Regions from separate parts of the Mus musculus genome. Here region 2 is linked to region 1. Evidence: chromatin loops called from intact Hi-C (ENCODE). Cell type or tissue: heart. All regions are shown on one strand. Links, peaks and the distances in the headings refer to the core of each region. The heading gives the core; the rest is flanking DNA.

The links. Hi-C counts contacts between places; a loop is a spot of excess contacts. Peaks named below come from ENCODE experiments on the same cell type or tissue, not always from the same donor. Only the 100,000 strongest peaks of a DNase experiment are listed, where the experiment ranks them.
Region 2: it touches region 1 in a loop (8-fold over the local background); 40 of 42 quality-filtered maps call a loop at or near these places.

What each region holds. Positions count from the first base shown.
Region 1 is chr19:46,983,208-46,998,883 of GRCm38, reverse strand. It overlaps a transcript of Nt5c2 not described here and the pseudogene Gm18657. Among named protein-coding and RNA genes, the nearest start is that of Ina, 24 kb to the left of the region's middle. In heart, for the core only: a CTCF peak has its summit at 7,527 (motif pointing right); DNase peaks (open chromatin) are centred at 7,523 and 11,053; H3K27ac peaks cover 2,194 bases.
Region 2 is chr19:46,868,638-46,884,313 of GRCm38, reverse strand. Cnnm2 (cyclin M2) reads right to left here. Exons shown (of 8, transcript NM_033569.3): 6 at 12,593-12,658; 7 at 6,922-7,106; 8 at 5,734-6,481. The coding sequence ends at 6,272. Among named protein-coding and RNA genes, the nearest start is that of Nt5c2, 86 kb to the left of the region's middle. In heart, for the core only: CTCF peaks have their summits at 5,789 and 8,306 (motif pointing left); DNase peaks (open chromatin) are centred at 5,753 and 8,273.

The sequences.
Region 1 (15,676 bases), core at 4,290-12,289:
GACTGACCCTTGTTAATATCCAGTCATTTAATGTCACTTACCCCGCAAAATTTATGTGTCAATTAGCTGGCCCTTGGCTCTTCTGCCTGGGAAGTCTTATGCTGCTAAGCATGGCCACTCATGGTGAAGACCTGCCTGCCACTTTGAGGAAAGCTCATAGCAAGCAGTGTGTGGACAGTAGACGGTGACTGACGTCACCCGTGCATCAGGCAGTGTGCAGACAGAAGATGGTGACTGACGTCATCCTGTGTACCAGCTGCCCTGTGCCACCATCAGGCTGAGGGTTGTTCTTTAGCCTTACCTGCTTCTAAGGCTTTAAAATTGGGGGGCAGAGCCATCAACTCTGAGCTGATATGTCTTACAGAGGTATGTCTACATTTATTTTTTAGTATGTCTTCCAGAGGTATTTCTACATTTATTTTTAGATTATACAAATTATTGCCATATGGTCATGCCTAGTTTGAAGTTACTTGGAATATGCTCAGCTTATATCTAGCTGCCTGCTGAGTTTCGGGATAGGATTGTTTCTCTAAGTCTGAACGTCTGTTTTCAGTTCTCTTGCCAAATCTGCAGTAACAGGAAGACATTCAGAGCACAGGGTACACTAAGGCATTAGCAAGTCGAATTCAAACAGGCCTATGCACTTGTACACACAAGTATACACCTGAGTGGGGTGTCTTCCATCCCCTCTGGCTCTTACACCCTCTTCTCTTCCATGGGAAGGGATTTGATGGAAACATCCCATTAAGAGCTGTGTGTTTCTCATCACTAGAAGTCCAGTGCACTATCCATTGTGCCACGGTGGTGGCGCACGCCTTTAATCCCAGCACTCAGGAAGCAGAGGCAGGCGGATTTCTGAGTTCAAGGCCAGCTTGGTCTACAAAGTGAGTTCCAGGACAGCCAGGGCTACACAGAGAAACTCTGTCTCAGAAAAACCAAACCAAAAAATAAGAGCCATGTGTTTCAAAGTCTACATCCCTCTCCCTCTCTGTTTCTCTATCTGTGTATCCATGTATGTATCTATGTATCCATGTATGTATCTATGTATCCATGTATGTATCTATGTATCCATGTATGTATCTATGTATCCATGTATGTATCTATGTATCCATGTATGTATCTATGTATCCATGTATGTATCCATGTTTCTCTGTCTGTGTATCCATGTATGTATCTACCCACCTACCTGCCTACCTACCTGTGTGTACTGTCTGGCTGTGGGTCTCTGTGTTTGTTGCCATTGCTGCAGGAGGACGCTTCTCTGACGATGGCAGAGCAGGCACTGATCTATGAGTATAGCAGAATGTCACCAGGAGCCATTTTATCACAACTTTTTTTTTCTTTTTATGACCAGTAGTATTTGGTTTTACCCTAGGTCTCTAGGCTATCTAGTTTCTGGTTCTTGGTCACCCAAGCAGTGTTAGGTCTGAGCTCCATCTTACAGAGTGGCACTAAGTCTAGGTCACACCGTCTAGACAGATACTCTGGGAACCATTCTGAATTCCACTGCAAGAACTGCACTCCTACTTTCAAAATGAGTGTGGATCAGGATGAAATTCATCATGGATGTTGCTCATCGAACTCTTTGGAAGGCAACCGCCTTCCTGTTGTAGCTTCCTTTCTAAACCACGGACTGTAGCGAGGTCCCAGGCTGTTTTGACTCAGAAGGCAGCAAATCCTTAAACAAGGGGAAGCACACATCTTGCAATGATAGACGAGTCACAGATTTCAGCAGATCATAACCAAGCACAATGACTGGTTTCCAGAAACTCGCCGTGGAATCCCAGGTCCACCTAGGTCCAGGGCTGTTCCGTTCTCAGTCCTCACAGTCAGAGGTGCGAGCTAAGAGAGCCACATCGCCACAAGGATCATCAAGGTGCAAATGGCCCAGATGGCACACAGTCACTGTGCGCTGTGATGCTGTGCTGTACGGCCTCTACGACAATGGCCACTGTCCAGATGGCCACAGTCACCACAAACACTTGTCAGTTGCTCATCTGTGTGTAGAGCTACGTACAGAAAACCAGAATGTGTCTCTCGATTTCATCAGCCAATAAGATGGCAAGGCACGGTGAGGCACATCTTCCATCTCAGCACTTGGAAGGCAGAGACAAGTAGATCTCTAAGTTCAAAGTCAGGCTGCAGTACGTGATACATTCCGGGCAGTTAGCACATAGTGAGACTATTGTCTTTAAAAATAAAATAGCCAGTAAGTTGGTCGCAGTCACCTGCAGGATGGTGTCAATGAAGCCCGAATGGAGGGTTGTGGAACAATTGTCAGTCTCTAAGTTCTGAGTCTTATGTTGAACATTAGGTAGCAGCAGCCAGCCTGGCCATTAGATCATAAACAGAAAATAGACACTGTGGTTTGATGAAGGTTTCCGCTACAACCACAAGGTTGGCCAACATGAAGGAGATGTGGGCAGTGAGTCCAAGTCCCATCACTAGCTTGATGGCCGTGTCCCAGTCTATGGAAAGTCACTTCCCACTAAGGTTATAGGAGGGACATGAACTTCCTGGGGAAGCCCTGAGGTTGTCTTGGCTGTGACCTAGTGCTGTGAACTTGCAGGGATGGAAAGGGAGGCAGCTGCCACGGCAGGGCTGTGCTGTAGGTAATGACGTATCCCATACTGCAGTGCCAGATATAGGAGCCAAGCGTATCTGGCACTAACCAGATCCCCCCTGCCTTCTGCGCTCCTTTCCCTTTCCTGCAGAGCTTCCCACGGTGCCTCGGAACCAGGCAACGTGCAGGATCCCTGTGACTTTATGGATATCGCATTTTCTTTTTCTTTTGTAAATGTCCTTTACGAATCAAAGAAGTGCTCACCCCAGTGTTTTCATTATGAAAAATCACTAGATTCTGTAAAACTGTCTTCTCTGTCTGCTGATGTGGTCACGCATGCTCTGTGTCCTTTATTAATACGGTGTTTCACACTGGTTGATGCACCGTTAACAGGCTAAATCTCATTTGGTCACTGCATACCAAGTTCTCCTAGTGGGCTGCTGGATTTCGCTCGCTAGTATTGAAGGCGTCTGCATCTGTATGCAGAGTGGGTGTCAGTCTGCAGTTGTTTTTTGGATTTCTCGAACTGATGATATTGAAGACTACCCTCATGTAATGGGTAAGAACATGGTCTCTCCAAGAGTCTTAAAATACTGTTGATTTTCCTTTAAGCATTTGTAGAATCTATCAATTCTACAAATGACACCACAACAAGGCCTTCTAAACTAACCAAGCAATGCTCATATGAATCACAGAGACTGGAGCCGCAAGCACGGGGCCCACACGGGGCTGCAGTAGGTCCTCTGCGTGTATATTACAGCCTTCAGTTTAGTGTTTCCGGGATCCTGAGTGGGTGAACAAGGGGGGGGAATCTCTGATTCCTGTGCCTGCTCTTGGGGCTCTTGCCCTTTTGTTGGTTTGTCTTGTCCAATTTTAATAGGATTTTTTTTTTTGTAAAATTTTGTTATATTTTATTGTTATCTCCTAGAGGTTTCTAATGGGAGACAGAGAAGGAGTGGGTCAGGATGGGAGAAGAGGGAAGGGAAACTGTAATCAGGATACAGTGGATAAGAAGAGCACCCATTTCCAATAAGGGGGGAGGTGTATAGTCTGGTATAAGCCAGAAAAAATCCGAGTTCACACCTTCATGGAGCCACTTGGAAGGTAAAGGCAAGGTTGATCAGGAGTTCAAGTCCAGCCTCAGCTACATAGCTTGAGGCCAGCCTGGGCTATATAAGACCCTATCAATAAAAGAAAGGTTGCTTTTCTGTCACTTCTGTAACTGGAGGCAAGGCAAGTCCAAGTGGAAGAGATTTTCCGAGTATAGTGTTTACCCCTGACTGCCTCATACTGGAGTATGAGTCGAGGAAGAGCGCATTGCTTCAGGCCGGGGTTGTGAGGTGGGATCCCTCTGCAACCTGGGGTGGTGCAGTAGGGTAAAGGGTGGGGAAATGCAGGACAAATAAATGTCATGGAATCTCCGTAGAGACGTGACAGCCATTCCTCGCCTCTCATTCGAGAGCCTTTGTTTCCTGAATAATATAACTGGCAGGAGATGGGCAAAGAAAGCCCTTGGCTGGGAGGAGGCATTAATGCCCGCCCGGTGAGTGGTGAGGTGAAGGGATGGAGTGTCAGGTAGAGTTGTAGCTGAAAAACCTCTCAGTCAGCCGTCCAACCCAAGAGCAGCGGCTGAGCCTGTGAGGGTGTCTGTGGGCTCCAGCACAGAGCATTGCAGGAAGCCAGGGCAGGAAGGCCCCTGGGCAGGGACAGGGTTATATTGTGAGGGGGTCTTTCTCTATCTTTATCTCCTTCTTTCCTTCCTTAATTTGTTTATTATTCTTCCTCCTTCTCTCCGTCAACCCAACTCCCCCACCCCCGCCCCCCAACACACACACACAGGGTCTTAGGCGGGCTGGTCTCAAACTCATAACAGAGTAGAGTCTGGCCTTGAGCTGTAGCCTCCTCCTCCAGCGTTGGGCTTCCAGTCTCCACCACATCCCATTCAGGGGGGTCTTCAGCAGCTGCACACGCGGCTTGGGAGACATGGTCAGTTCCATGTGCCTCTCACCAGGCACATAGACCCACAAACATGTGAACAGAAATGTGTTTACTCTCTGTCCTTGAAGCACTTGGAAGGCAAACTTGCCCCTTTGGTGTGAGGAACCAGGCATGCTGGACAACTCGAGGCGAAGAGAAAGCGGTACCACAGTCTGCGAGGCTTCCACAACGTGTGGTAAAGTTGGTTGTATTGTGAGTGACCTTGCCTGGGTCCCAGGCTGCTTGCAGGTCAGTTAGGGTCATGCTGGTTGAATAAATTGAAACTGCTCCTGAGAACCAAACTCTGCCCCATCTTTTCCCTCAGGATTCCTTCTCCAGGTTTTTGGAGCCCAGGCCTAGGATAGAGGAAACAAGGACCCAGAATCGAACAGCCGGGCTCATCCTTCACCACGCTGTTCCCTGAGTTTTCTTTCAAACAGAACTGTATCCCTCCCTAAACACCATGGTGGGGGTTTGTTCCAACTTGAGACCCCCCCACTCCATTCCTTGTTGCTGCTTCTCACAAATTATTGGTGGCTACAAAATGCTCAGTGTTTTATAGTGTTGCTCACACATGCATGCTTTCTCTTTTTTCACTTTGGAGACAGGGTTTTGTAGAGCCTGAGCTGGTATTGAACTCTTGATCTCCCTGTCCCCACCTTCTGATTGCAGAGGTTACAGGCGTGTACCACCTGTCTAAAGAACACAGACGTTTATTTGATTTTTAAAATACTTACATACTTATTTTATATGTATGAGCAGTTTTTGTCTCGGTATATGTGTATGCGCCAGCATGTGAGCGCCTGATGCTGGAGAAGGCTAGAAGAGGGGTTCGGATCCCCTGAAATCTGAGTTAAGGATGGTTGTGAGCCATGTGTGGTCCTCTGTAAAAGCAACAAGTCCTTGTAACCTCCAAGCCATCTCTCTGTCCCACTTAAATTTATTTTAAAGAAATTAATTAGAATGCTTATTCCTTCTCTAGGAGGTGGTGGTTAATGGCTTGGAGCTTTTAAAGCATCTCCTGGAAATGTGGGCCGGATTTCCTGGAAATCTGGACCGGATTCAAAGGCTCACCTTTCAGTGTCTTCATTAAGAACGGCCTAGTACATCACTCTCCAAACTCAGGGGGTTTTGAATTCTTTCTCAGTTGCAGGCGCGAGAGTTGACTCAGGAGATTTGACTTGTTCTCTGTACCCGCCGTTGTTAGCGTATGGTTTTAGACCTACACTTCTCCCTGGCTGTGTGGTCTACATTAAGTCACTGAGGTTTCCTTTTTCCAGCTATAAATTGAGACAGTAGCAAATTTGCAGTAGAATTGCATTAAAGTGGCCATGGAAAGTTATAGGGGGTTGGTCTGGTGCTACTATGTATTCAAAGGCTAAATACTGTATCCCAAGACCTGGTTACTCCAAGATGAGTGAATCTCACATACACCAGCTTTTGTTGTGCAAACCTTGTGCCCTCCCCCCCCAAGTTATCACTGATTATAATAAGGATACCTATAGCCTGGGCTGGGCAGAGGGTAGGGGACACAGCAAAGATCCCCGGACTTGGGGTCTGAGGTAGGACCATGAGGAGGAGGAGAAGGAAAGAAGACACCACTGTGTAGGTGGCCATGAGGGCTGGCCTGATGGAGTAGGCATGGCCCAGGTGGAGCACGGCCAGTGATATCCCCGGGAACAGCACCAGGGAAGCAGACAAAACAGCACAGAGGATTGGTGTCTGCCCAGCTCTAGTGCTCTTTTTTTTTTCCCCTCAAAGATTTATTTATTATTATAAACAAGTACACTGTGGCTGTCTTCAGATGCACCAGAAGAGGGCGTCAGATCTCATTATGGGTGGTTATGAGCCACCATGTGGTTGCTGGGACCTTTGGAAGAGCAGTCAGTGCTCTTACCCACTGAGCCATCTCACCAGCCCAGCTCTAGTGTTTTTTTGTTTTTTTTTTGTTTTTTCTTTCTGAGACAGGGTTTCTCTGTATAGCCCTGGCTGTCCTGAAACTCACTTCGTAGACCAGGCTTGCCTTGAACTCAGAAATCCGCCTGCCTCTGCCTCCTGAGTGCTGGGATTAAAGGCGTGCGCCACCACGCCCAGCCAGCTCTAGTGCCCTTAAGCTCATTGTAAATCTGAAGATTTCTGTGTCTTTTATCTGGGAACAATATGGTCTGAAGTGGAGTAGAAACCCCTTAATATTCAAAGACAACAAGGGGGTGTAGCAACCCCAGAATAATAATTATCACAACAAAACATAATTGAGAGCGTGTATGGGCAAGTACCCAGCTCTGGTTCTGGCCCTCATTAAGCACTCAAAAGTATGATTCTTTAAAAATATACATAGTCGGACTGGAGAGATGGCTCAGTAGTTAAGAGCACTGACTGCTCTTCCAGAGGTCCTGAGTTCAATTCCCAGCAACCACACAGTGGCTCATCTGTAATGGGTATCAATGCCCTCTTCTGGTGTGTCTGAAGTGTGCACATCATATTAAAAAAAAATCTTAAAAAAAAAAGAATATATGTAGTTAGCTCAGGCTCTGAAAACTGTTCGAACAGTTTTGTAAAACGGGAATTATATATACATATATATATATATACACATATATATGTGTATGTGTATATATATATGTGTATATATATATGTATATATATATATATATATACACCTCTATAGTTTAGAAATAACTCATACAGGCAACTAACCCAATAAAGGAGACATTGAAGAAAGTTTGGGGAGATTTGGGCTGATTAGGGTCAGGGTTCTTTTGGACGAGTCAGGATCTGAACAGGATTTTGCTAAAGATTTAAAGTACGGATGAGTACCACTTATGAAGTACAAAGACATAAGCCACACAGAGAGCAGACTGGCTCTTGGCTGGGATTGAGCCTAAGGCTGTTTCGGGGGCAAGGAGTTTAAGGTTTTTCCAGGAGTTACCCAGTGAGCCCAGAGAAAGACTGGTGGCCGGTCTCTGTGCAGTTGGTAAATTTACCACTAGGGGGCAGTGTTGACCAACAGCTTGTCCCTTGCCCAACTTAGGATTTGAGCCAAGGTCTTGGTTAGTGGAACACTTTGAATAGAGGTCGCAGTGCTGATCATTGCAAGCAGAGCCTGCGTGGTGAGTGTCAGGACCTAAAGGTCAGGAGTTGAAATGTATTACTCAAGGTTTTAAGAAATCTATTTATTTGTTTTTGGTTTTTTTTTGTTTTGGTTTTGGTTTGGTTTGGTTTGGTTTTGTTTGGGTTTTTTTTTTTTTTTTTTTTTTGGTTTTTCGAGACAGGGTTTCTCTGTATAGCCCTGGCTGTCCTGGAACTCACTTTGTAGACCAGGCTGGTCTCGAACTCAGAAATCCGCCTGCCTCTGCCTCCCAAGTGCTGGGATTAAAGGCGTGTGCCACCACGCCCGGCTAGTTATTTGTTTTTTAATTTTTGCGATCTCACTATGTAGCACTTGATTGACCTACAACTTGCCACGGTGACCAGATGGCACTGAGCTCACAGAGAGATCTGTCTGCTTCTGTGTCTTGAGTGCTGGGATTAAAGGCACGAGACACCACACTCCCCTTCCTTCCTTCCTTCCTTCCTCCTTCCTTCCTTCCTTCCTCCTTCCTTCCTTCCTTCCTTCCTTCCTTCCTTCCTTTCTCTCTCTCTCTCTCTCTTTCTTTCTTTTAAAGATTTATTTATTTTTATTATATGTAAGTACACTGTAGCTGTCTTCAGACACTCCAGAAGAAGGAGTCAGATCTCTTTATGGATGGTTGTAAGCCACCATGTGGTTGCTGGGATTTGAACTTCGGACCTTCGGAAGAGCAGTCAGGTGCTCTTACCCACTGAGCCATTCCCTGCCACCCCCCACTTTCTTTTAAAACTATTGATATGTTTGCATGTATCTGTCTGGTGTGTCTGTGTGTTTGTGTGTGCATGCACGTGTGTTTTCATGTCTGTGAGTGTGGGCACCACACCTGCCCTGGCTCACATGTAGAGATCAGAAACAACTTTGGATGTTGGTCTTTGCATCCCATCTTGTTTGAAATAGGGTCTCTTGTTCTCTGGTGCAACCCTAGGGTAAGTGGCCCACAAGCGTCTGGGAATTCTTCTGTCTGTGTTGCTGTAGAAATGCTAGGATGATGCACTGTAGGGCATATGGGAGCTTGTTACCAGGCAGGCATGAGAAGTGGTCAGGCTGAGTGAGCGCAAGTCCCAGGGATCTCGGGATTGAGACCGGCAGGAGCGGAGCCGTTCCCTGCCGCCTCTACCTGCCCTGGAACAGAAACCACAACACCCCACTGAGGACCGTGGTGATCAGTCATGTGGCATAAAAAACCTCAAGTACTCCACACTAATGAGGTACCTAGATAAGCCCCTGAGGGTTCAGCCAATTAGCTTCCCTTCCTGTGCACTCCTTCCCGCAAAAGGTATTTGATCCCCGGTTCACCCTGAGTGAAGTGTATGCAATTAATATCCACCATCAAATAAACCAATATGACCAAGCAAGCTGCGGGGAAGGCCTTCATCTTAAAGAGCCTCGCCTAAACTCCCGAAGAAGTCCTTCTCTCTCTTCTTCCAGAGCTCACTTGTAATCAGACTGGTCCCGCCCTTCCTGGACTCTGTCTTCCCCTTCCTGTCCAGTGCATGGATGCCCCAAGGGGAAGCATGGACCATGGACCCTGTGCCCCGACTCCCAGCTGTATGCCAGTGGCGCCCAGGTACATAGGAGACTGGGAACCACGGCATAGGTCCCAGACCCCGCAGCAGACCACCATTCTGGGGACTTCGTTCTGCCTCCCCCGAGCTGCATGCCAGCTGTGCCCAGGCATCCCAGCGGCAAGGCAGGACGCAGTTCAGCAATGCACACTACTGCAATGGCTTCTGGGTATCTACCCACAAGGCCATCTCCCCATCCTGAAAGATGTTTTTAAAAAAAAAATACTTACGAATTTATTTCTTTAGTTTTCATTTCTTTAACATCTCTTTAATTCAATAGCCAAGGAGTGAGGCAGGCATTATTATTCTCATTGAACAAATAATTTATCACTGGGTCTCTAATTATCCCACCCTACCACCCAGTGACGAATACAATCTGCTTAGCTGGCTACTGGTTAATGTAACATAATGTAACACAATATAACACAATGTAACAACTGGTGAAGTGTAACACATGGAAGGAATGTGGGCCTTGGCTTTGGCTGACTTGGAGATCATATGGGTCAGCTACTTGAGTCCAGGAGGCCCCAGCAGTGACTATACATCACTTTAGCCACCTGTAAAGGCCCCTCCCGCCAATGAATGGCTGGTTGCCATCCAGGGCTATGCAGAGAAATGCTCGCCTCTCCCCTCTTTCTGCAGGAGCAGCCAAGCAGATCATGAACCTGAGAGCCCAGCGGTTGGTTCCAGCCTCTGGGTCAGGGGGCAAGGAGGCTGAAGGGAGGGGAGTGCCTGGGCACCCTGCCACAGCTGCACCTTTAGTTAATATTTATTCTTTCTTTCTTTTGCCCAGAGACTAGGGGAGCCCAATCACAGATAGTGAAGAAAACTCCAGGGCTAGGAGAAGCTGGTTCCTGTCAGGGGTGACTCAGGCAGACCTTTACAGCAGGCAGTGCCCCCACCTGGCTCTGTGCAGGTCTTTTGTGTGGTTGTTAGAGACCACACTACTTATCTGCTCAGCAGAGCAGTCTCCTAGGAGTGCAGGAGGGTGCGGCTGGGTAATGGGTACAGAACAGTTTTATCTTTCTGCACAATGACTTTCCCTGGGGGGGAGGGGGAGACCCCTGGGTCTCTTCAGGGCGTGGCACCCCTTTTCATTAAAACTGCCTTGTCTTTCTAAAACGCATTTTGTTAGTGTTTTCTTTCCCAGAGGGGACTTGTAAATTGAGCTCCTTATTCCTCAGCGCGATATAGAGCTGACCAGAATTTCTGCCAACTCATTGTTCTTCCTCTCTGTGAGCACGGCTTCTCAGCGCCGTGAACCACCATCTTCAGAGTCATTAACGACATGATTTCTGGACCCCAGAGCAGCTGAATTTAGAATGTAGCTCCTTAGCCCCAGAGCACAGCCACTGTTGGCCCCGCGAATCTGTGTTTGGATAGTTGTACTGACTCTCGTGGAGGCTGTAGCGTAAGGACCGTTTGTTCAAGCAAGACCACAGCATTTCCTGACCTGAGCGGTTGAGTTGTAGCCACTTTCCCTACTTGGGCCTTTTCTTCAACCCTCCGAAGACAGAACTTACCAGACACTTATTTTCTGATTCCTGAGGATCATTTATTTCAGATTCTTGGTTATTATATATTTTTAAAAGCAGGATGTCATTTTACAATCTGTCCTGATCTGTAATTGCCTGCATATCCCACCCATGACCTCAAACTCACACCAATCCCCCTGCTTCAGCTCCTTGCATGTAGAGACTATGTTGAACTACCAGACTTGAATCACTTCACCATTCCCGACCTGTGACGACATGACTGCCACTTCAGTCAGGCACACCCCGGATCTTGTCATGACACTGGGGCTCAGCAATGCCAGCCTTCTGGTTTCTGGCCAGAACGTCCTGTCTTTAGCCTGCTTACTTCCCCAATACCCAAGCCTGCTCCCAACTGCCTGCCTGCCTGCCTGCCTGCCTGCCTGCATCTCTCTTTGAAAATAAATGGCCTTGGGCTTCGGAGATGGCTCGGTTGGTAAAATGCTTGCACAGGATCTGAGTTCAATCCCCAGAACCTATGTAAAGATTTTTGGGTGTGATGGTGTGCCCTTGTAATCCCATCGTTGGAGTGGCAGAGACAGGAGGATCCCTGGGGCTGTCTAGTCAGGAAAAGGCTCAGTCTCCAAGGAGGCAGATGGCCTGATGATGAAACCCGAGATTGTCTTCCAGCTGCTACATGTGTGTGTGCGCGCGCGCGCGCACACACACACACACACACACACACACACACACATGCATGGTTTTTTAAAGGCAGTAATGGCTCCCTTTCTTCTTTTACCACTTCTCATCTGAGTACACACCCTGGGTTGGGGACCTTAGTACCACCCCCACCCCACCCCCATCATTATATCTCCCTTCCCTTCCTCTTGCCTTTGTCCTTCCTGACTTCTTTCTGACTACTCAAAAACTCATCCCAGCAAGGCCTCTTCTGGTAGCCATGAGCTGATGCTGTAAGTGTCTCGCACATTGGAAGAGAAGGCGGTGCCCCTGCTCGCTCAGCCTGGCCCTGTTCCTTTGCCCTCCAGTGCAGTAACTCCTAAGGCAGTCGTGAGCTGCCTGACATGGCTGCTAGGATCCGAACTCACATCCTGTGGAGGAGCAGCAGGTTCTCTTAACTGCTGAGCCATCTCTCCAACACTGAAATTACATCTTTTTTTTTTTTTTTTTTCGTTTTTTTTTTCGAGACAGGGTTTCTCTGTATAGCCCTGGCTGTCCTGGCACTCACTTTGTAGACCAGGCTGGCCTCGAACTCAGAAATCCGCCTGCCTCTGCCTCCCTAGTGCTGGGATTAAAGGCGTGTGCCAACACGGCCGGCTGAAATTAAAATTGCATTTTAAATGGGGTTATTGGATATTAGGTTCCCTTATGGGTTTTTTTTTTTTTTCATATCTCCTTCAGTCTGGCTAACCTCCTAACCCCCTTGCGTCCCCATCCCCCACCCTTTCCCTCCTGAAGCATCTCTACCTTTCTACTTCCCTCCCCCTCTTCGGCCATCCCCCCCTCCCCCCCACGGCTTTCTTCTGGTTTTCTGGCTTCTGCAGGTATGAAATGCAAAAAACTAAAAATTCAAAGCTGGGATCTGCATATGAGGAGAACATGCAACATTTGTCTTTCTGACCTTGGGTTACCTCAGTTAGTATACAATTTTAAAGTTTTCTTCATTTTCCTAGAAATATTATAATTTCTTTTTTTAACAGCTGAATAAAATCTGTGGGTGCGTGTATGTATGTGTTGTGTGTTTATGTGTGTATGCCTCTGTGTGTGTGTGTGTGTGTGTTGTGTGTTTATGTGTGTATGCCTGTGTGTGTGTGTGCATGTATGTATGTGTTGTGTGTTTATGTGTGTATGCCTCTGTGTGTGTGTGTGTGTGTTGTGTGTTTATGTGTGTATGCCTGTGTGTGTGTGTGCATGTATGTATGTGTTGTGTGTCTATGTGTGTATGCCTCTGTGTGTGTGTGTATGCGTATGTGTGTGCATGTATGTATGTGTTGTGTGTTTATGTGTGTATGTCTGTGTGTGTGTGTGTGTATGTATGTATGTATGTATGTGTTGTATGTTTATGTGTGTATGCCTGTGTGTATGTGTGTGTATTGTGTGCATATATGTATGTGTTGTGTGTGCGTGCGTGTGTACTGCCTTTTCATTATCCAAGTCCATTTCCTAGCCATGGAGAGTAGAACAGCAGTGAACATGGACGAGCGAGCAAGCGAGCATCTCCGCGGTCAAATCTGGAGTCCTTTGGGTACTGGTCAGGGGCAGGCACGTGTCCCCTGCTTGAGGTCTGACTGGAGAGGACCCACTGTTTTCTTCTGTCGTGTCATCAGGGATGCTTCTTGGTTTGGAGACACTGCATTCCTTCCTGGTCCTCTGTCACAGCCATCTCTTTACCACCACACATACCCCTAACCCCGCAGAGCAGCAGACCCAGTCTTGGGAAGTCAGAGGTTTTCTTCCAGTACCTTCTTTAAACTGGACAGGGGTGACTCGGGCCTGGGCAGGGGATCCCAAAGGGATTAAGGGAAATGAGGCTTCTTTATTGTTTGTTTGTTTGTTTGTTTGGGACAGGCTCTCATGCAGCCCAGGCTAGCCTCAGTAGCCTAGGCTAGCCTGTCTCACTATAAAACTGAAGCTAATCTTGAATTTTCTTCTGCTACCACTTCCCAAGTGCTAGGTTTATGAGTCACCAGGCCCTGCCCAGGAAATGGACCTTTTGTGGTAGAGGTGACAGCCTTGCTTAAGTACCTTCGGGAGGTAGAACTGGTGCCACAGGGCAGTCCTCAGAAGACCTCAGAAGAATGGAGTCATCGAGAGGGCTGGCAGGAAGACCAGGGGAAGAGGAACTGTGGAGCTTAGAGCCGCCCCTGCCATAGCCGCAGCCTTGTCCAGGAGCCACTTGTTGCTTGTTCTGTATGGGGACCGTGAGTGGACACAAGAGAAAGAAATGTAACTTTCTCCCTTCTACAGTAATTCTTGGGCCATACCATCTCAAGCCTGAGTCGCCTCACCCAGGAGCCTCAGTTCCCAGTGTCGGAGGCCTTTTTCCACAGAGAGGTCTGTGGGAAGAGACCCTCACCCCTAAAACTCCAGGACCTGTTCACAGGGACAGGGAGAACTGTGGATTGTACTGGAGAGTGGTTCTGTCCAGAAGTTACTATCCCCCATCCTTGAGAGAGTCCTGTGAGGCTGCTGAGGGAGAAGGAAGTCTCGGAGACTGGGTCCTCCGAGGGCGGGGCTGAGCACACACTACAACATGGAGACTTTCCGCCATAGTGCAGATGCCCTGGCCACCAACCTTCAGCCACGTCTGTGTCTGTACAGCTCACCAAAGGTCTTGAGATTGAAAACATTGGAAGTGAAGAGGTGGGGGTCTTATGCCCGGTACAGAACACCAAAAGGTGGCCAGGGATTGACAGGCATTGAGAGAATTCACCTGCCCGAGCACAGTAGGGAAGTTTACTCCCGTACAGAGTGTAACAGGCCAGAGCAACCACAGAACAACACTCTGTTTTATCCAAGCGTGTTTATTGTGGTGTTTACTGTGTGTATGCATGCATGTGTCTGTATTTGTGTGTGTGTATGTGTCTGTCTGTCTGTCTCTCTCTCTCTTTCTCCCTCTCCCTTCTCCCTTCCTTCCCTCCCCCCCCCACTTCCTGTGTCCCCATCCCCCCCCCCCCCCCCCCCCCCCCCCCCGTGTCACGAGGCATTGAACCAAGAGCCCGAGGCATGGTAGCGATGCAATAGAACCAAGAGCCCGAGGCATGGTAGGGAAGCACTTTTACTACTGAACGCTACACCTTCTCTATCCCAGCCTTTACCATGGTGAATGCTTAACAAACTGCATAACGAAGCTCCCACCGGTGCCCGAGACACAGCCACAGATGTCATTAGATTGAACTAAGTAAGCTCCAGCCCCAGTGTGCTTGCTTCTCGGCGTATGCCATGCCAGGTTACCGTCCCCTCGTCTGTGGGTTTCTCCCCTGACACAGAACATATCCATTTCCAGCAGAAGTGTGTGTTATCTCACCCCTGCAGAGGCAGAGGCAAGACATCGGCTTGGTCTCTCTGAGGTCGTTCTTGGTACATTTTAAGGTTGAGGTCAGCCGAGACTGTATGAAACTGTGTCTTTAAGACAAACAAAAAGGTACCATAAAACAAACAGGACTCCCTCCCCACCAGTACTGGTGTGCAGGGCATGGGGGTGTGGCTTGTTCAGTGATAGAGTGTGACTGTTCTTAAGGTGCATGGGGCCTGAGGTTCCATTCTAGACTGCAGCAAACAGCACGACACCTAAATATCAATCCAAAGACCGTCATTTCCGTGAGCGAGGCAGAGCCTGGCATAGGTGTTTCTTAAAAGCTACCTCGGAAATTCCATTGCGTGGTCATAACTGAAAACCACTGATCTAACATTTCTTCCTGATCCGAGATGGATGGGAGAAACTGGAGCTGCCGGAACTCCCTGGAGGCTGGGGAGTGGAATGTCTCCAGACAATGCCCTCACCTGCTGCTGCTGCTTTAGCTGGAAGCAGGGCTGAACAGGCTCACTGAGCTGGAGTTCCCAGAGTACGCGTGGGTTTCTGAACGGTTCAATCTAGCAGCTGACTTCAAGTACGAGAGACCTGGGCCCTCCCCAACACTGCTGTTTGAGCTTTGAATCCAGGTGTACTGGAGTTTTAAACCACAGTTCCAGTCAGGTAGAAGGAAAGGGGGCCAGTGCGGGGGTGGGGGTGGAGGGTCACTGGGTCAGGGCACTCCCTGCCAAGTCAAATAGTCTGATGTAAGCCCTGGGCCTACGTGGTGGAAGGAAAGAAGTGACTCCTGAAAGTCGTCCTCTGATTTTCACACACATACCCTCTCCAGCCAGACATAATAAAATGTGTGTGCATGTTTTAAAACAACAACAACAAATACATGAATAGAATCAAGTCTCCCAATTACTACGAATCTTA
Region 2 (15,676 bases), core at 5,244-13,243, 120 kb after region 1:
CCAAGCACAGCAGTTGGCGCAGAGGGCATGTGCTGTGGCCATCTTCCTGCCCTGAGCTGTGCCCTGTGTCTAGGGAAAGGGAGTTGGACACTGGACCAGGATGCAGGTGCAGTCATTCTCCTCCTAGGCAGTGATCAGACAGACAGACAGACAGGTTTTACAGTCAGCCTTGTCGATATGCCGCTGAAATGTTCCCACAGGACAAGTGTTAAGTAAAAGAGATGTCATTGTCAAATACAGTAGGGACTCTTGAGCCACTAGAAGCTTGTTTCTTAGTGCATGGACTTGCTTGGGATGTAAAATAAAGACTTTCAGAAAGGGGCAGCCAGTTAGTGGATTCACCTAGCACCTTGAGACTCATCCAGATGTTGTGGGTCTTCTCATCCACCAAGTGACAACAGAAGATGAGGGTCATTCTCAATTACCGAAGAACATCTAATATGCCTCCACACCTGTGGCCTTGTATCACTTGAGGGTGACTCACCCATGAACTGACTTTCCTCACTGGTTTAGAGGAGCTAAATAGCCATTTTTATCTTCAAGAGCCAACTGAGACGCCTGTACAAAGAAGCCTTTGTTACTGCCAAGGAAAACCTAGTGTGTCACTAGGCAAGTCAGATGGATACTTGTACGTTTCCTAGGGAAGAGCTGGTGGGGGCGCACCTCATTCCTCAGAAGAGCATCCCCCAAACCAGCTGTGTACCAGGCTGTAACATGCAGGTACTCAACCTGCAGTGTCTGTCCAGAGGAGACGCCCTGATGTGAACCGGTCTGCCTTTCCCACAAGGAAAGCCATGTAAACCGGTACGGGACCACGGCTGAAGAAAACAAAATGGTTGGTGTCACACAGAGGAAAGAGGGAACACACAGCTGCTAAAAGGGTGAACAGAAAATCATTTATCTAAATAGAAGAATAGAAATAAACAAAACCTTTTAAAAACAATCACAAGATTTACAAATAAATTGGTACAAATAAATAGGTATTGTAAATCTACAACATTTGGATTATAAACGCGTCTGTTATGACAGCTTGTGCATATGACCTGTGTTTAGCTTTCTCTTGATGCCACTGCTCAAATGCATGAAATGTACGCCATGATACCGTGGGTACGACTGAGGAGGGTGGAAATCAGACAAAGCAGGGCTTACGTTTGGCCCAAGGCAATGCTGGTAACTGGGCCTTAATACCAGGAAGAGGCATGGTCAGAGCCTAGATGGGCAGCTTCCACTACAGATAGATCCTGCAATGCAAGTGAGCGGTAGAAGCCATTGATCTAGCTTGGGTGTGGATGAGGAAGGAGGCTCTGGTCTCAGCCATAGCGAAGAGACCCAGTTACCAAAACACCTCGTCTGCAGTAACTCATGGAGACGTGAGAAGTTCTGCCCCATCTACCTCCCAGATACTGGCCAGCAGGAATGGACTGGGGTAAGGCAATGAAAGAAGCTGGGGTAAGAGCAGCAATATGGTTTTTTTTTTCCTTTTAAACAGAAAATACCACCACCCTCTCACCCAATAAGGGACAACAGAACCCTAGGCTCAGTGGATGAGGGGCTTCCAAACAGTGTCTTAGTCACATGATATACTAACAGTAGAGACATATGTACATAATAAATAATATAAAATAAAGCATATACATTTGTGGATTTAAAGGACTGCAAAAACAAGAAAAGTCAGTCAGTTGGTGAGACTCTTCACAGTAGCCCTGACATGGGTAGTAGTGAATCAGAAGCCAGGCGGGGGCTTTCTAGGGAATGAGTCCATAATTCCCTTGGTTCTAGAGGTCTGGGACCCTAGCTGTTTGTAAGAAACCCGAGTCTCCAAGAAGAGCAGGCACTCATGTCTGTCAGGCCCTTTTGATAATTCTCTTTAGGGTGACTCTGGAAGAATCCAGCCCCAGAAGTAAATCCGCGTGGATCAAATGTGAGCAGCATCGGAACAAACCCTTCTAAGTGAAGCTAGACAGTACCCCAATACATCAGCATCTGAAACATTGGCCCACACCTCTCCTTCCTTCCAGCTGTGGACATAAAAACACCTAGAACCTGGCTCTTGCTATTTTGATAATTGCTTCAAGTACTGCCTGGCACTCTCCATCAAAAAGCATTTAAAACAACTGCACTTGAGATGTCTCCCATGGCTCTGGTATAAAAAGGTTGCATGAGCTATGTCAGCCACAGGGAACTAAGAAGCAAAGGTCCCCAGATGCTCACTTTAGCTGCTATGTCTGGATTGCTCCCTCTGCCTGACTGAGGTGGCCATGGGGGTGCTGGACCACTGGGGACTCTCCAGAAGGAAAACCAGTAAATGAGCATTGATTCCGGGAGGAGGGTGCGGAGGTGCCAGAGGAAGGCTTGCCCATCCCAGGCCCAGGACTCGTAACAGCAGCTCGGCGTCGGAGCACTGCTCATCCTTCAACTAGAAGCAAATGCACCTCAACAAGCTCACCGTTCCGTCAGCTCCTAAAACACAAGTAAATGGCCCTGAGTATACAAGTCCACCGAGTAGGTGCCTCATCGATAAATTTGTATGGGAAAAACTTCCAAATACCCCCACAATCACTTCCATATTCAGCTCAAAACTCCTAATTCTGGGCTAGCCTACAACTTACCCAGTTGTCCTTGTTGGACAGAAGCACCACAAGCCTATGGCCCAGAATGAAAGCAAACATAGCCCAAGAAAGATCCTGGTACCTCAAAAAAGGGTACACCGGTAGCTAAGTAGCTAAACAGCCATCAGCCCTGCACAAGAAAAGCAGAGGGAGGACTCATGCCAAGCCACAGCAGGTTAGACTACATGGTGTGTCTGAAGCAGCCAACCCTCTCGGCTTGCTCCAGGGGACAAGGTGTGTACACTGCGCCAGTCCAGAGGGTTAGCCTGCTTGGGTTTGTCCCTGGGAGACTGCATCCCCTGGGTTGAGGCACAGTGACAGTGGCAGATCCCTGGCAGCCTTCAGAGAAGGACAGAGGTGTTTGTGTATGTTTTCACTAGCCAGGACACAGGCTGAGTCACCCAGCACCTACTTGGTTTTGCTTCTTAACCCAAATAACTTGCGGGCTGAAGATCATGGTCCCTGTGTAACTCAAAATCCTGTCGCTCCATTTTCTAATGCGTCTGGACCTGCCATGTTTTCCTAGATTTGGAAAAGCTGGTCCTTTAGCTGTACAGAGCTGGGGATGGCGAGGGGACTTTTCACAGTTAGTGTTCCGTATCAGTGTGAAGTTCTGCACTGAACACCTGTACGCGTTTCTTGGAATAACACGAGAAAGTGGTTTGTGGCTCAGCTCCCTTCACGTGAGGTCAACTATGCCCACAGAGAGTATGAAACAGGCGGCACCTTCAAATTGGGAACCCAAATTTAAGCTAGCTGACTAGCACCCCAATACTCATGTGGAAATATCAGGATTCTCTTCTCCTAAGACTTTACTAGAGTTTGGACTTGCCTTATGGACAAAGAACAGTAAATGAAGGACCCCCATTAGCAGTGACAGTGTCTGCACACAGGCATCCAGTTCTAGATGCTGTCCTGTCCTCTGCCTGGCAGCAGAGGCATAGGGGCAGGCCCATAGCACCCAGAACTCCCGAGGCCTGAGTCTGTCTGGCCTGACCCCTCCCCTCCATGTTTGCACATGCAGCATTGCAGGAGGGCTTCCAAGCCAGAGCTACATGGAAGGAGCCTGACCATGGCCACTCTACTACTTGCCAGGCTCTCTTGGCTGGGAAGCCCATGAGGTGAGGCCAGAGATGGTATGTGCCATTCCTAGCCAAGATCCACTCAGAGGGGCAAAGAGCCAGTTGCCTCAGGAGTCAACTTGGGAGTGGGAGACTTGGAAACACTGTTCACTCGGACGCAAGCCCTGTTTAAAGATTGAAACTTCTCCCCAGAGCAGCTCAAACTACGGCCGATGGAGGAACTATTCAGAATTCCTGGTTATTATAGAAGTAACTAGTCAAAGATAATTAGTTCATTAATGGAAAATGAACACGAAGCTGGCAGGCCACAGTCTTGATCTCTGAGAACCCCACTCCTCAGCTTCTTTGCAAGAGAACTCTACAGTTAGCTGCCGCAGCGGGTGGTGACTGATGCTCTCCCAGCTAGCTCCCTCAAGTCCTTCATCTCCAGGATCCAGGAACAGTAAAACTCAGAGAGGCCCAAGGTGCTTCTCTTCCAGAGGCTCCTTCCTGGGGCAAGGCTGTCTGAGGCAGAGGTGTACCATGCCTGAGGGGCAGCAGAGTGGAACACTTAGCACTAGAGAGCCTTGGCTGGGCTCCTGACTCCCCAGGCCTCAGGGAAGGGGCCAGCTAGAAGCTTGTTGGAAGGACTCTGGCCCTGGCCACACTCAGAGAGCTTACATCTGAACATAATATGCTCCTTATTAAAATGATATTTTCACCTGGATGTGTTTGAGAAGGGGGTACTCACTGTGTGGGGTTCCCCATGATAGGAACTTCATCCCAAAGTGGCAGGCTAGGTACCGGTAGCAGGTCACTCAGCTCCTTTAAAAGCTACTCTCAACGACCCTCCACTAAGGGCCAGCCTTTCTCAACCCGAACACTCAGGACCACTACCCACTGTCAGTGGGCATGGCACCAGACGCCCGAGCCAAGGTCTGCGGGTGTGGCAGTGATAGAGCACCTGCCAAGGATGCACATGGCCGTGGGTTCCAGTCCTAGCACTCCCGTGCCCATGCGCACGCGCACACGCACACGCACAGAGTTTTCAGAGTCATCAGGTATTCAACAAAGGACCAACCCAACATGTCACCCTCCCAGAGTCCATCCTGGGGTTAGCAGACCTCCTACCTGAAGGAGGAGGCTGGCGCTGAGCCTGAGGGTTCCCTGTGCAGGAAGCCCAGGCCCACAAAGGCTCTCTTCTCCAGCAGTGACCTGGGTAATGAGAAGCCCACTGAACACTGGCCAGGAGTTCATTTGAGTGTATGAGCACTGCCAGCAAATGCAAGGAAGGAACCTTTTAAAAGAAGCCACCCAAGCAGTACCTGCTGACGTGAATTTCATAACACATGGTAAATTTGGTATTGAAGTAAGACAGAGACACACATGAAATGGCCACAACACACATTTGGTTTCTGAATCGATTTGGGGTCAAACTGACTCTGGCTGTATGGGTGGCTCTCTGGCAATGGCCACATCCGAAGCAGGGCCACCTTTGAACAGGGCCACTGCTGAACTCCACAGCCCAGGGACAACATGGGAGGGGCACTTGGCTCTATGGAAGGAAGGGCATTTCATTAGAAACAGGGTCTAGAAATACCTAAGTATATTGTCCACCTCCCACCCTGCCCACCCCACTCAGATAATACACAAGTCCCAGCAGGAAAGAGGCATCCTGTAGCCGCCACCACCACATGTTCATTAAGAAGCCCCATGGAAGGTTTCCACTTGGCACCTGTAGCAGCAGCTTGGGTTAGCAAGAGTGAGGGGTTGGGGTGGGGGCTAGCTGATGTCCCAGACCACCAGAGGTTACAGGAATGGGGGATGAAGTCATTGCCTCCTGCCAATGATAAACCATGGGTTTAAAATTCATTAACATTCATTTTGGTGATAAAAATTCCTTAGGGTGGGAACAAGATCACATCCCCAAGCAAACGTTAAATTAATCCTTCCTGAGGGAAAGGGATGGGGTTAGACATCATATTTTCAAAAGGACACTACGTGCAGAGAGGGCACCTGCAGCTTCCGCCGACACCCACAGTGACGACAGACTTGGCACGTTCTGCAGTGACATGATTTTTCTTCATTCATCCATCAAGTTCGACAGCGACACCCACCGGGCACAGAGGAAAGGTATCCCTCCTGGGGACGGCCAGGGAAGGCCGTTAAAGGGGCAAGTCCATCCTGTCGGGGTCACACGGTGGGGCTACAGCAGAGTTAGCTTGGAAAGACCAACTTCAAACTCTGCAAAAGACACTTAGAAACAAAAACATGATCTCTTGGAAAAAAACATAATGAAACAATTTTTAAATTTCATGCAAATTGAGGGATGAAAGAAACGATAAAAGGTTCTGAAAAAATAAACATGATTCTATTTGGGTGGAAGAAGTTTGTCTCCGAATTCTTGAAAGCCATGCCCCAGCTGTGGATGTCACGTGTCCAGTTTCCATCCCTCCCCCAGCCGTCCTCCGCGGCTTCCAGGGAAAGGGGCAAAGTCTTTGGTCTCAAGGCTGTAGGACGCAGCATGGCAGACAAGCTCAACTAGCGGAAGTCATGGTCAGACCAAGTCCAGGAGGGCCGGACAAGGGGGCCCGAGGGGCCCTAGATGGCGCCTTCACTGTGCAGGCTGTGGTTGGCCTTGTTGTGTGACACACAGTTCTGTTCATTGAGCAAGTTGGCCGTCTCATCTGGCAAGCCGTCATGCAGCTCCGTAAGAGTCAATTCAATTTTAGTATTTTCACTGTCTGAAGACTGAGGCGTTTTGTCCATCCGAGACGCCATCAAGGCATTTTGGTATTGCTGTCTGGAGATCTGGGGCCAGAAGAGGACACAGAAAACAAACCAAGAGAACTTATTTTTAGGTTCTCTTGTCTCCTAATACCGTATCACACACTGAATACCCCAGGAGGCCCAACTCTTTTGCTCTAGGAGGAATCATCCTTGAGTAGAAACTGAGCCACTCTGAAAGGTTCACACCGACTGCCAAGATCCAGCCAGCTCTCACCACTAGAACCATTTCTACATCTGGCCTCTTACATTCAGAGACAAGAAAAATGGTTATCAGCTTCAGCGAAAGCTGCTTGGGTCTCTGAAAGATGGCTAATTCAGGCTCATGGGATGGAATAGAGGTCACTGTGTTTCTCAACCTGCGCTGAGCCCAGGAAGGGAGGTGGGACGTTTTGACAGCCAAGGGGAAGCTGTCAGAAGTGGCTGTACCTGCCAGATCTAGCCGTGCAGCCCTCCCCACTCACCTTGACGAACTGTAGGTCAGAGAGGGCTCGTACTGAGTAGTCAGGGATGTAGACTTGAAGGAAGGAAGAGCTGAGCTGGTTGTTGCTGCTCCCCAAGGTTGGCGTCATGGCGTCAATCCGGTCGCTCCGACTGAGAGAATCTGAGTGATTCAGGCCACAGGGGCGAGGAGGTGACTTATTTTCCCCTAGAAAAGGGAGAGAAAGCGGCCTTTAAAGCACTGTAGGTATAGCCGCTGGAGAACGCTCGCTCCAAATGAAAAGCAATCCCACCAGCGCCCACACATCTCTCCCACAGATACGCACAGCTCAGCTGCGACAAGACCAGGGTATAAAGGCCAAAGCTCAGTAGCTGAGAACCCGCCTTTGAGGGGAGCATCACTAGGTACACAGATAGGGCTGAGGAGAAGGCCCGGGTCACGGACGCTACTACCCGATACTAACAAGGACCATAAAAGGCTCTCCATTATCTGTCCAGGAGCCAAACGAGATTATCAAAGACCCTCTGTCTCCTTTGCCTCTTAGCCATCAGCCAGCTCAGGTATACCATCATGCTAGGAGACAGGAAACCCTTGAGAGGCCTGCTCGGTGTCTTGGTGATATGGGTTTCTGCAGTGATCTCCTTGGAGCAAGCCTCCTGAACCTGGATCCCTCTGGAAAAGCAACGCAGTGCCTTCTCCATACCACCAAGCCATCTCTCCAGCTCCCGTTCCTTGTAGCTTTAACGATGAATTATGTTAAAGGTAAAATACCACTGGGTGTGGTGGCACACCCCTGTGATCCCAGCACTCAAGGGGCAGAGGTGTGTGGATTTCTGAGTTCAAGGTTAGCCTGGTCTATAGAGGGAGTTCCAGGACAGCCAGGGCCACACAGAGAAACCCTGTCCCAAAAAACTAATCAGCCAACCAAATAATAGATCCCATGTCCTCCCTGAGGAGGCCTTTTCATCCCGCTGTTTCAGCCATCTGAGCACAGTAGATGGGCTCTGAATTGCAGAATGCCACAAGGGTAGAGGGGACCCATGCTCCCATCTTCCGAAGCCCTTAAAAGATGCCCAGAAAAGAGCCAGCCTGTGGCAGGTCCTGCCCTCCAACTATCAAAGTCTGTCACTGTGGCCACAGCCTACCTCTTACTTCAAGTGACTGGTTTACACAGTGCCACTGAGCAACTTGAAACCAGCTGAAGACCCCGAAGTACTGCGGTCCCCTGAAGCTTTCCTCTCTTCATAGTGGTACTAAAGTCCTCTGCCCACCCTCACCACCGTGTCCACTGGGGAACTCCTCTCAGGACTCCCAGGCCACATCTCCCTCTTCCACCTGTTCTGCCACACAGCTCACAGTGCTGGCTTCCCACAAGTCAACGTCCGACTCAACAGTGCCCCCTACTGTCCCTGCCACCTCCTGAGAGAACAGCACTCTTAGAGCGGAACTTTGAACGGTGACCCAACTCTGCCCAGCTTCAGAGTCCTTTCTGTAAACTGCACAGTGGTACCCAGCTCACGGAAGATAGAGCGCTGAGCACAGCGCCACACCCAGTGAGTGCCGGATGGACGTGCCCTGTTGACATGTCCCGCTCTCTCCTGCTAGCCTCTCCCAGACCACGCTCCTGGATCAGGTCTTTAAGTTGTATGTTTCTGCATGTATTTTTGTTTAATATATTTAATGTTTTTCTGATAGGATTTTATGCTTTTTGTAGGTCTACAAACAAAACTTCCAATGTAAAGAGCAAGAGAACCTTAGTAAAATACAGTGTAAAAGTCAAACCAACAGATCATTATTTTAAACATTTTATGAAAGTAAAATTAAAAATTGAGGGGTGTGTTTAGTTGTATGAAGATATTTTGAAAAAGCTAGTAGAAAGAGTAGACAATATAAAGCTCTCTCTTCTATGAAATATGTATGTATGCTTTTTGTTGTTGTTGAAATAAGGTCTCTCTGTGTAGCCCTGACTGGCCTGGAACTCACTATGTAGACCAGGCTGACCTGGCACTCATAGAGACGCACCCATCTATTTCTCTCTCTGTCTGCATAGGTTTCTAAAATAGTGTTTACTTCTATGGTTTCAAGGTATCAAAGGCAAGGCACCTGGGTGGCAGGACCACTGCTCCTTGGCAGGTGGGGGTCAGAGCCTGGATTCTTCTAGACTCCCAGTTAGTGAACACTGCTTTCTGATTGGTTTGTTGGGCCCGCGTACACACGTGCGCACGCACACACATGTGCACATGCATGTGATGAACGTCTTATTGTGCCCGTTGTCACAGCCACCCATTGCCCACACTCCTCCTACAGAGCCACGGGCCTGACATGACTGCCTGGGAGCACACCTCCTGGCTTTAATACTGCTCAGCATCTCAAGGACAAGATTAAAATCTTAACACCAAGTAAAGAAAGAGCGGGCTTACAGCACGTGGTCAGCAACACTTGCTAAGCCTTCTTGACAGGAAACAGCAAGCCTTGGGAAATCACTGTTCCCTACAGACTCACACTCAACTTTTGCTCACAAAAAAATGTAGTCATAAAAGTTTAATTATTTTTAACATTAATATAAAATTATTGTAAAAAGATGGGAGACTAGGACCTTTGTGACAGTGCAGGACAATCTGCCACGGGCCAGAGAGACTTCACCAGTTTTCTGTGGTTGTTTGCTACTCTTCAATGAGAGCTGTGTGTTTTCTCAAGAAACTATTGAAAGTTTCTCTCCAGACAGTACTCTGATGTAAACAGGGATCTGGCCTCTTCTCACTAGTCTAAGACCTGAGCAGAATGGTGAAGGACACACAGTGTTCCATCCCAGGTGTGACCAAAAGCAGCAGGCAGGAGCGTCCCCACTCAGAAAGGGCATGCTTGCCTCCAGGATGGACTTCCTCTTGGTCCCAGCCTCCTGCTGAAAACACTGGACCCTGCTGTGGCCTGACAGGGACAGCCCTGGGTCTGACTTAACTCGCAGTTGCTTTCATTTTAAGGATCTCATGAAGCCTTCTCTACCGTGTTATTCATTCCTAATGCAATTTACAAAACAGCAGCGGGGCCGTCTGAGTTCTGTTGCTACTTGTGTACTTTGGATGTCTCACCGAGTGGGGCAATCAGTTTACATCCTTTACCCAAAATCCATGAGATAAAGGACTAAACTTCTACCTGCAAATTGGTCCAAATACACCACAAACCAAACTGTTCAGCGGCCCTGAAGACTCACCTGCAGTGAGCCCAGAGAGCCCAGACCCACAGAGCAGAAGCTGGAGCAAGCTCCACCCACGGCTGGGCTCATGCTTTGCTATCAAATTTGTATGTCAAGGTTTTATGACAGTAAGAAAGATGAGACGCCAATTTTAGCTGGGCTTGGTGGCACCCAACCAGAATCCAGGCACTTGGGAGGCAGAGACTGGAAGATGCTGAGTTCAAGGTCATCTTTAGATATATAGTCAGTTCAAGTTAGGCCAGCCTGGGCTACAAGAGACCTCATCTCAAAAACCAGACAAAACGAAATCAAAGTCAAAACCATTTGAGCTGGACATGGGGGTGCACCCCTTTAGTCCCAGCACTCAGGAGGCAGAGGCAGGCGGATCCCTGTGAGGTACGGTCTGCTGGTCTACACAGGACAGCCAGGGCCACGACCTTACCTCAAAAGCCAACCAAGCAGACAAACAACCCCTCTCAGTATTGGCTCACTTTGCTTTTCTGGCTTTTTGCTTCAGTTTATTTTTTCTATCCTACCTAGGAATCCTTTCTTTTGACTACAAACTCGTAGGCAGAATAATGAACGGAGCCTCGTTTGCACCATAGGCACCTTCTGGAAGGGGCAGGATATCATTGTTACTGCAATGGCAGCAGGCCCGTGGGCCAGGACCTTCAAGGCAGGCCGGCCTATCTACTCCTGCCCAGATGGAGCAGGCATGGTGAAGAGAGCTCCAATTCTAAGGAGACATAGCATGCAGATGATGTACTGGGCTTTGACGCATCAACTTCAGTATCCCTGCAACTTCATATACAATCAGCAAACATGAGTGAAGAATGGAAGAAAAATATAAATGCATGGATGCACGTGAATGCATGTGTGTGTTCTGCTCATTGGTTTGAGTTGAATAGCTCTGTGAATGAATATCTTATGCTTAGACATGCCAAACTTGAAGAGTGTGTGTGTGTGTGTGTGTGTGTGTGTGTGTGTGTGTGTGTGTGTATGTGTGTGTGTATGTGTGTGTGTAGGCCAGAGGTCAACCTTGGGTGTTCCTCACTTTGTTTAGACAATGTCACCCCCTGGGACCTGGGGCCCCCTGATTTGGCCCATCTGGCCGGCAGTGAGCCCAGGGTTCCTGCTGTCTCCACCTCCCCAGTATGGGGATAAAACCAGGCTACTAGGTTGGCTTCTGGGAGCTGGTGCCCGGGTCGTCATCCTCCTGCAGTTAGCATTCAGCAACTGAACCATCTCTGAAGCCCTATGGTAGGGTTCTGAAGGCAGGGTTTTATTCTAGCTATTCTGGCTGCAAACTCACCCTATGTAGCCCAAGCTGGTCTTGAACTCGTGGCAATCTGCGTATTTAAGCCTAAACACAGAGATTAGAGGTGTGGCCACCACACCTGGCTGACAGCAGACTCAAGGAAACAATTAAATTTCTTCCAACGTAAGCATGGGCTCCTCTAAGTATCAGCGCTCTAGCGCATGATAGAGTTGGACTGTATGTAAATTGCATCGGTCAGATTAAAACCTACGAGCTATATGGGAAAAGGGCAACGCAGGAAAGCTGCATCACCCCACACAGATGTCTGACAGTCTACCTTTCTCCAAGACAGGAGCTTCCTATATTATTATGTATTGACCCTGAACTCTCCTGCCTCCGATCCTGCATGCTGGGATACAGGTGTGTACCACAACAAGCTCAATTAAGGCTAAGCAATTTTAATTAAAGAAAGATTAAAACTTTTCTTTGTAGTGGGCGTATTAGGCCTGGCCATGCTCTCCTGCTGGGGGGTAATCAGCTGCTGGTTAGGAAAGTGCACAGCACTGAGCCCAAACAGAGCAGCAGGGTCATCTGCCTGAGGAGGGCAGAGAGTCACAGGTCACAGTGTGTGTGTGTGTGTGGTGTGTGTGTGTGTGTGGTGTGTGTGTGTGTGTGTGTGTGTGTGTGTGTGTGTGTGTGTGGTGTGTGTGTGTGTATGTGTGTGTATGTGTGTGTGTGTGTGTTGGGGACTTGTGGGTGGGAAGGAGAAGTACTCCCAAACTAGGGTAAGTATGGGCTTTTCTCATTTGCCAGGACAAGTTCATGCACTCCCAAGATTCTGTCCAAATTGATTCTTTGGGAAAGGAAAGCAGTCTAGACTCCAGTGCAAACTCCACATCTTATAACATGCTGAAGACGAGTAAGACTCTGGGCAAACCTGGGGCAGAGCTGCAAGGCCCAGACCTGTGAGGTGGGATGAGAAGTGGGACAGGCAGCCACCATACAGACTTTCCCTATGCCCGGTCACCATGGATCCTGGCCCAGAGTTCCTTTCTAGACCTCTGTCGTTTATGTTTTCTGGACAGCTCCATCTTAGGCAGCAGCCTTGGCATTTTCAGGCTGGCAGGAAGCTGGGAACAGCGCTGTGGAAACAGTGTGCAGCCCGGTGGCCAGGCTTCCCCAGGGTCTAGGCAGGCAATGGATCAATGATTGGGTTAGGAGAAAGGAAGCATGCAGAGTTACCTGGAGAGCCCGCAGCTAACACCTCTGTCCTGCTGACAACAAAGGTGCGAGACAGGGACAAAGGAACTGGAAAATGGAGAAAAACAGGGTGAGACCACATTGAAAGGCAGAGACAGATCTTCCCATCCAGGGGACTGCAGTGGACGCTGTCTCACTAACGTGAGCATCCCACCCCACAAGTAGCAAAGCCCACTGCTGTTACATAAAAGGAAGGGACACAAATGACTTCCCCAGAACAGTATGCCACTGGGAAGAATCTTGTCCTTGTGCTCTTTTCTGGAAAGTTCTTAAACCTCCAACACCCAGTTGAGGTCCACAGCTCCAAAACAGGCTGTTCTCAATGTCTGAGTCACAATTAGCCAAGCCTCAGCTGGTAGGGGCTCTAAGAATAGGCCCACGCTGCACTGCGGCGCTCACTCACCATGCGGCCTCACAAGCCCCTGATTACCCAACTCACTGGTATTATTGGTTTCATAATTTTGGCTTGATACTTTGAGTTGCTTGAGATGATTGCAGATTTCAGAGCAGAGGCAACTGTACAGACTGCCTGAGAATGGCAGACAAAGGTTAGGCTCAGCACTGCTCACTCTGATGGGAGACTAGCCCCATCACAGGGAAGACCCCAAGAGCAGGCCAGGAGGGACAGGGCATGCCTTCCCACATGTCCCAAGGACTGAGGGCTTTATTTTACTGCTTTGTGTCAGGACAAGGTCTCAACCTAGAGCCCTGGCTGGCCTGGAACTTGTTCTGTAGGCCACTCTGGCCTCAGTCTCACTGCAGACCTCCATCTCTGTTTCCCCAGTAGACAGCTGACTCTCCATTTACATGTGAACATGTGCGCCGGCCATAGCACATACGTGGGGAACAGAGGGCAACACGTGGGAGTCGTTCTCAAGTCACCAGGCTTGGTGGCAAGCACCTTTACCTGCGATTTCCTCTTGAGCAGACACAGGCAGGCCTTAATGTCCTGTACTGATCGGACATCTCAGTGAACACACAGACCCCCAGACCCAGGTCAGCCTTTGAAATGAATGATGGGGGCCTCCTGGTGAATGGTCAGCTCTTTGCTGCCTTTTGTTGTTATTTTTTTCAGTTGGTTTGAAAGGTCTCTTATGGTCTAGGGTTAACCTCAAACTTACTACTTAGCTCAGGCTAGCCTCATGGTCCTCCCACCTCCTTCACAAGGGCTGGAACTAGTGTGGCCACCATTCCCAGCCTTTTGCTATCCTGTTCTTCGTGGATTTTCCCTACACTACTGTTCACTGTGAGCGAGGCTAGTGTTCAGGTTTAAATAACCAGTCATCAGCAAAAGTGTGTTGCTCTCATCAGTTTACAGAGATGCCTTAAAAATAGGGGTCTGTTAACCTACGCTAACTCGAGACACATAGTCCCAGAACAGTCACAATGATAATACCTTCCTGTGACATAATGTTTCTTCCTGTTGTTCTGTTTTCACACTTTTGAGACAAGGTCTGTGTAGACTACGCTGACTCTGAACTTGTAGCCATTCACCCACCTTTCCCTTGTATTTTAAGGTCACAGCACACTGTCTGCACAGCACCTCATTGTGTCCTCCTGGATATTATGGGACACCAAGGGCTTTTCCTCAGTGTCACCACACAGTGGGAAGGAAGATCACTTTCAAGTTCATAACAAAGACCTTCTAGGAGGGACCACGCAGGCTCATGTGCACACTCAGGGACAATGTCCCTTAGGACAGCAAAGCCTGCACGAGAGAGCAAGGAATCTTGACAGCTTACTGGCTTTTTAACGCTTACATCCTTATGCCAGTCACACTGCTGCGTGGGACAGCAGGGGAAGACAGATGTCACAAAGACAAACTTGCCTGAAGGGTTGCCATTGCTGTTACATTTTTTTTTTTTTTCAGTTTGACAACCTTCCTTTAAAAAGGACTGTGGTTAGCTTTGGCCGTTGTAAATGTTTCCTTGTACAGAATGTCCTTTTGTATTCTGGCCACCAGGTGGCACCACAGCACCTCCGTTTACCTGCCTAATCTACTCCTGGCCAGGGCAGGCAAGCAATAGCAAAGTTGGGTGCTGACACCCCTGCAGGCCCCTCAGACTCTCAGAGAACTTGCTCAATCCCCGTGGTGGCATAACCACGCACCACAAGCAGCCAGCTCTCTAGACAAACAGTAGCAGCAAACTCCCTCAGCCTCTGGGAGATGTAACGGAAAATCCCCAGAAGAGCTACTCTGTGTGATAGACTTAGAATGACTTGGAATGGAGACCAGGGAACACTTCCCAAAACAGGCGGGGCAGGGGGGGGGTGGCCGGGGGGGAGGGGATGTAACAGACACAAGGCTTCTGGAAGTGCTAAGCTTCTAAAAAGTTCTAAAGCTAACTAGCAACTCAGCAGACCCCAGCGCACACACCCACAGAAGACACGCAGCTTCCGCAGGTGCCTCTAACAGGAAATAGCCTTCGGATGGTTAATCTAAGGGTTAGCATCCCTTGAGTTTACAGTCGCCATGGCAACACACCTCTGGTATGTCTCTTGAGAGTACTTCCAGGGAGGTAAATGGGAAAGACACACTCCTGAGAGTGTGGGGACACAGTCCACAGACCGGGGCTCTGGACTGATTTAAAATGAGGGCGGGCGCTGAGCAGCAGCACTCCTCCCTTCTTCCGTAGCCTCAGGTGGCCTTAGTGCATTGCTCAACCATCAGATGAGGGAACTGCAAGCACATAGTAGGGATGGGAAGGAAGCACACCCACGCAGAGCCCAGATGACCATGGCAGCACAACCCGGGCAGAGGAAAACAGAGTCAGCCCACTACATCCTGTGTCCTACAACGTTCGAGAAGTGAGGGGGGACCTCTGGGGGACAGCGATTCAGAGGAGGATGCTTACTCTCTCCTCTCTCTATCACTAAGGCCTTAATAGTCTGCCTCTCCTAGTGTGTACAGCTGTGTTCGCTGGGTGTGGAGACCTATGAAGGCGTATACCCGGGATGGGTACAGCTTCTGTCTCTATGATGCGCATCAACGAGAACCGATTCATGCTGGGCTCAGGGGAGACTGAGGGAGAAGGGCTGCGTCTTCCTGAAACAGATGCCGGGGCT